Linked DNA regions of Homo sapiens: region 2 is linked to region 1. A link is a loop called in an ENCODE intact Hi-C map of the cell type or tissue named here. Cell type or tissue: breast epithelium. All regions are shown on one strand. Links, peaks and the distances in the headings refer to the core of each region. The heading gives the core; the rest is flanking DNA.

Region 1 (2,815 bases), core at 200-2,699:
ATTTTCTCCTTTCCTCTCTTTACCCTCCCCTCTCCTCCCTTTCCTCAACTCCTCTCTTTTTCCCTTCCTTCCATACACTGATCTTGTCTTAGGGATTCAATATCTTCTGCTTCTAAAGATACTAATTGTAGTCTGTGTTGTTCTGTAATTTATTTTTAGTTTTCTGCCAATGTCTATAGTATCTCTGTTTCTTTTGAGTTTCTTCTCTTTGTATGTTTGATTCTTGGTCTTTCATGTTAGGCTCTCCTCAAACATCTGAGGATGCTTTGAGATGTTTTCATGTTTACGTGCTAAAAAGTTAAAGCTCTGTGCACGTGTGTGTGTGTGAGTGTGTGAATTTGTCATTTGGTAGAGCTCATGGAAAATGACTGGCTATTTCTTTGGGAGACTCAACTACTCTGCACTTATGGATAATTTTTGTGCATCATGTTGGGCATCCCAAGATGTGCCATTTTGGAATAAGGATTATTTGGAGTTGAAGGCAATTGGGAAGAAGCAGGCACAAGAAAAGTTCTCTGCTCTTCTGCTAGCTGCCTAACAGCAGGACATAAATTTGGGAAGATTTCTCCCTGTCTCTTACCAGGAAGAGCAGAATTCTTAATCACCAGGAGACAACTCTAGACTTTTATCAGCCCAGAGGTGTCAAGCACTAAGAAAAATGTACATAACAAATCTTGCTAAATAATCCTTATCTTCCACTGGCTTCTCCCATATATTTTACCTTTTTCCAAATATTTGCCTTCCTGCCCCTAAAAGCCTCAGCCCATTTTCCTTTGTCTTGTCACTTCTCCTCAAATTTACTCTGCTTTGTTAAGAAGCCATGAAAAACTCAAGTTCTCACCACCCCTTTGAGTTACACATCATCGAGTTCTTCCACATGTATGTATGATGCAAGTATTAATTAATAAGCTCTGTTTTTCTCTTGTTAATCTGTCTGCTGTCAATTTAACTTCATAGGCCCAGTCACTGAACCTAAGAGGGTAGAGGAATTTTTTCTCCCCTTATAGTCATTTTTTTTCTGGGACCATTGCATTTTTCCAGAGAAGAATCCACTTATGTCCTCCTGCCCTCTGTTTAGCTGGGTGTTCTTCAAGTTGAGTGGGGTGACAGTGGTTTCCTGGTTCAGTAGAAGTCATCCATTTATCTTCATTTTTCAGTAGATGTCTTTGCCCCACCTAGTGCTCTGGGACCTGGAGCCACTCTGGTTCAATTTTTTCCCCTAGAATAAACCTCCAATGTCCTGCCATGGTAGGGGAAGGGGGGTAGTCTGGCAGATGGGCTGGGGGAAGGAGGCTGGGGTTTAATCTTATGGCAAATTCTAATGCTCCTCACCCCTTTTCGGCCTCCTCGGTGATTACCATCTTGCCACTTCACTGTCAGACATTCCTTAATTTCCTGCAATATGCCAGCCCCCTTACCCTCTATGGCTCTTAGAGTATCCAGTCCATGAGTCCTTCTAAGGCTCTGCAGTGTGAAACAGCTCTGTTCTCACTTTCATCTCTTTCTGATGCCACCTGGTATTTACTTTCCACATCTCTTCTAATTCTTCAGTCCATATTCCAGCTTCTAAGTTTGGTGAACATCTCCTGTCTGCTCTTCCCTAATTTCCTTGTCTCTTCTCTCAAATACTTATTATAATGTGGTTTCAGAGTAAATAGAATAAATTTGTATTTTAAACTATAAGTTAAATGGAAGACCTCTAACTTGCAGTTGAATGGAAGACTTCTAACATTATAAACAAACTGTGGCCAAAATGTGATGTGGCTCTACTCAAGGGTACTCAGTTACTGGCAGAACTGGAATAGAACTCTGAAAGTTTTGAGTTAGCTTCTGAGATGAGATTTATTATAAGTAGGTTCAACCAAGCACCTTTCATTGTTGAGATTAAGGGCCTGAATCCTCCTCTTCACCCTTCTTTTTATTTTATTTTATTTATTTATTTATTGAGGCAGAGTTTTGCTCTTGTTGTCCAGGCTGGAGTGCAATGGCGCAATCTCGGCTCACCGCAACCTCTGCCTCCCAGGTTCCAGTGATTCTCCTGCCTTAGCCTGCCAAATAGCTGGGATTCCAGGCATGCACCACCACGCCTGGCTATTTTTGTAGTTTTAGTAGAGACAGGGTTTCTCCACGTTGGTCAGGCTGGTCTCGAACTCCTGACCTCAGGTGATCTGCCTGCCTTGGCCTCCCAAAGTGCTGGGATTACAGGCGTGAGCCACCATGCCTGGCCCATTTTATTTTAAAAACTAAAGTCTGCTTTGGGGTTTCCCAGTTTCACGTAAACTTCGTTAGCCCATATGTTCATGAGAGAATCCCACTAGGACAGTCAGAGACTCATGGCAGCACCAGTAGAAAAGCCTCATCTGTTAAGATTGCTACCAGGGTAGTGTGCTTGAACCTACGGCAAAAGGCATCCCTACCCGTCAACTCCCCCATCCCCTGCAGAGATAATGCAGCTTGGGACGTCATGGGCTGCAGTTTTAGCAAAAGTGCTTTGGAGGGAGGGAAGAGGAGAGGAAGGGGGCTGGCATACTCCAGGAAATTAAAGAATGTCTGAACAGTGAAGCGACAAGATGGTAATCACTGCCAGGCTGGCTAATTGAGACTTGGCTTACAAGGCTGACAGCAGAGGAAGAACAGTAGTCTGGTTTCAGAACCAAGATTAACAGGAGAGAAAAAAGATCTAATTGGAAGCTGCATTAACTTTTTGAAGAGGCAGATAACCGCTGAGAGGCAGGGCAACTCTATTCATAGGGACAGGCTCATCATGGAAAGGAAATAGAAGATTAATCCACTATGGATTCTCTACGCTTGGACT
Region 2 (2,815 bases), core at 6-2,505, 380 kb before region 1:
ACCCCTGACCTCAAGTGATCTGCCCACCTTGGCCTCCCAAAGTGCTGGGATTCCAGGCGTGAGCCACTGTGCCTAGCTGTTCCCATATATGTTTGTCAGAGGTGTGAATGGGTAAAGATTTTGTTAATAGTATATTCTGGCCTCCATTACAATGTGGCTTGATTTTTTTATACAACGACTTTTCTAAGATGCAATTCACATGTCATACAATTAACCTATTTAAAATGTGCAGTTTAATGATTTTTAATATATAATCAGCATGAATGTTGTGTAACCACCAGCACAATACATTTCAGAACATTTTTCTCACCCCAAAAAGAAACTCCATATTCACTAGGAGTCCTTCCTTACTTTTCTCTCTCCCCAGCCCTAGGCAACCCATAATCTACTTTCTGTTTCTGGATTTGCCTATTCTGGACATTTTATATAAATAGAATCATAGAATATGTGGTCTTTTGTGACTGGCTTCTTTCATTTAGCATGATGTTTTCATGATTCATCCATGTAGCCTATATCAATACTTCTTTCCTTTTTATTGCTGAGCAAGATTACACTACACCCTTTCTGTGTCTACAGGTTGGCCTTCTAATTTGGCTTTTATGGGGAGTTGATCTGTAGGAAGATTTCTACATTATCTCTTCACCTGGTCCTGGCCACTGGGCTCTCCCCGCCATGCCTGCTTATAATTCAGTTTTTGAGGAGAGGGTCTGCATTACCTGGCTCTTCAATTTCTTTTAGTCCTTGTTGTGTTTTGCAGTTTTTTTTTTTTCTGTGTTGTATCTGGTTACTACTTCGGCATGTTTTAGAAGTAAGAACAGTGGCTAGGAAGGAGTTCGGTGGCTGGAGGTAAGAGTTACAGGGGCCAGAGGATCTAGGTTCAGCTGGCTTTTGCCAGGCTAAGTGTCTTTAGGGTAGACAACATAGTACCTTTAAGAATTTAACTCCCTTTACATCTTGATTCAGGTTCCAAGTGTTCAGGATTCCATAGCTGCTTCACTTGTGCTTGTGGTCAGCCTGCATATGCCCATGACACAGTAGTGGAAACTAAGCAAGAAAGATTGGCTCAGGAAAAACCAGTGGGACAGGACATTCCTTATGCAGCCATGGGAGGATTAACTGGTTTCAGCTCGCTGGCGGAAGGCTACATGCGGTTAGATGACAGTGGGATTGGTAAGTGATACTATATGAAATGTGAGCCCATTGTATTGTTTTTATGTGTGCTAACAATAGTGAAGCCTTATATTTGTTAAGCAATTTATAGTATTTTTCTTTCAGAAAACATTCTCTCGTTTGATTTTTATTTTTTAAAAGAGGTTTTTAAAATTTTTATTTTATTTTTTATTTTTTCAGACCTATTTAGTATCCATAAAAGAGGTTTTATTGCTACTATACAATGTATTGTCATTATAGAATTTAGAAAGCAAGTGGCAGAGATCATTTCCATCCCAATACTTGTACTCAAATTTGAATCTGCATCTCCACTGTTTGTAATAGCTGAATAATATTTATTTTATTTGATATGATATAGTTTACCTGTTACTCTACTGTATGTAACTTAAGCTATTATATCCATTTCATTTTGGAAACAATAGGTTTATGTTCATGTGTGTATATGAACATACGTGTATATACATGTAATCACTTCTGTAGTAAAATATGTATATATGTATGTGCACACACATATATCTTCTTGCATACATATATGTTGTAAATAATGTAGGGAAAGTTTAATAGGATCTATTCTAAACTATTAAAGGTAGATGGATCCTTCTGAGAGCTGAGCGGGACTGGGGAGCAGAATGTGTTCCCTGTCTACTTGAAACACAGGTGTGTAAGTTTTTTTTTTCTTTTTTACAACAAGCATGTATTTTTTCATTTAAAAATTACATAAATACAAGTGTATATTTTCTTTTCTTTTCTTTTTTTTTTTTTGAGACGGAGTTTTGCTCTTCTTGCCCAGGCTGGAGTGCAATGGCGCGATCTCGGCTCACCGCAACCTCCGCCTCCCGGGTTCAAGCAATTCTCCTGCCTCAGCCTCCCGACTAGCTGGGATTACAGGCATGCACCACCACGCCCGGCTAATTTTGTATTTTTAGTAGAGATGGGGGTTTCTCCATGTTGGTCAGGCTGGTCTCGAACTCCTGACCTCAGGTGATCTGCCTGCCTCAGCCTCCCAAAGTGCTGGGATTACAGGCTTCAGCCACCACGCCAGGCCCATACGAGTATATATTTTCTTGTAAAAGATTCAAACAATAGAAATTAAGTGGAAAAAGAAAGAAATTAAGTGCAAAACACCCTTGAATACTTCTCTTTGTCTAATTCTTTCCCCGAGGGTAATTTGCTATCATCAATTAATTTTTCTCTTTAACATACAATTTTACTATTTACTTTTTAATTTTTAAAAATTATTTGTATTTATTGTTTAAGAGATAGGGTCTTGCTATGGTGGTAGGCTAGGTTTGAACTCCTGGGTTCAAGCGATCCTCCAGTCTCAGTCTTCCTAGTAGCTGGGATTACAGGCATGCATCACCATACCTGGCTTTACTTTTTTTTCAACTTAGAAAAATGTGAAGGCCTATTGTGTCAGGACACACAAGTCTACTTCATTCTTTTTAACTGCTGTATGGTATTCCACACTGTAGATAAAGCAGTTTATCTAACCATTTCCTTGTTCATGGCATTTAGATTTCCATCTTTGAATTTGTCTGCCTGTATCCTTGCATGAATTTGACTCTAAGGTAGATACAGAGAAGTAAAACTATTGGAGCGTGTTAACCTGTAAAATTCTAATACATTCTGCCAGAATGTCCTCCAA

Evidence for each region. A loop is a pair of places that touch in the nucleus more often than their neighbours do. Peaks named below come from ENCODE experiments on the same cell type or tissue, not always from the same donor. Only the 100,000 strongest peaks of a DNase experiment are listed, where the experiment ranks them.
Region 2: it touches region 1 in a loop (33-fold over the local background); 1 of 110 quality-filtered maps calls a loop at or near these places.

Annotation. Positions count from the first base shown.
Region 1 is chr7:24,071,202-24,074,016 of GRCh38, forward strand. No RefSeq gene overlaps it. Among named protein-coding and RNA genes, the nearest start is that of NPY, 210 kb to the right of the region's middle. In breast epithelium, for the core only: no CTCF peak of the experiment used is centred there; no DNase peak of the experiment used is centred there.
Region 2 is chr7:23,690,427-23,693,241 of GRCh38, forward strand. It overlaps FAM221A (family with sequence similarity 221 member A), which reads left to right. Exons shown (of 7, transcript NM_199136.5): 4 at 964-1,170. Among named protein-coding and RNA genes, the nearest start is that of FAM221A, 12 kb to the left of the region's middle. In breast epithelium, for the core only: no CTCF peak of the experiment used is centred there; a DNase peak (open chromatin) is centred at 1,125.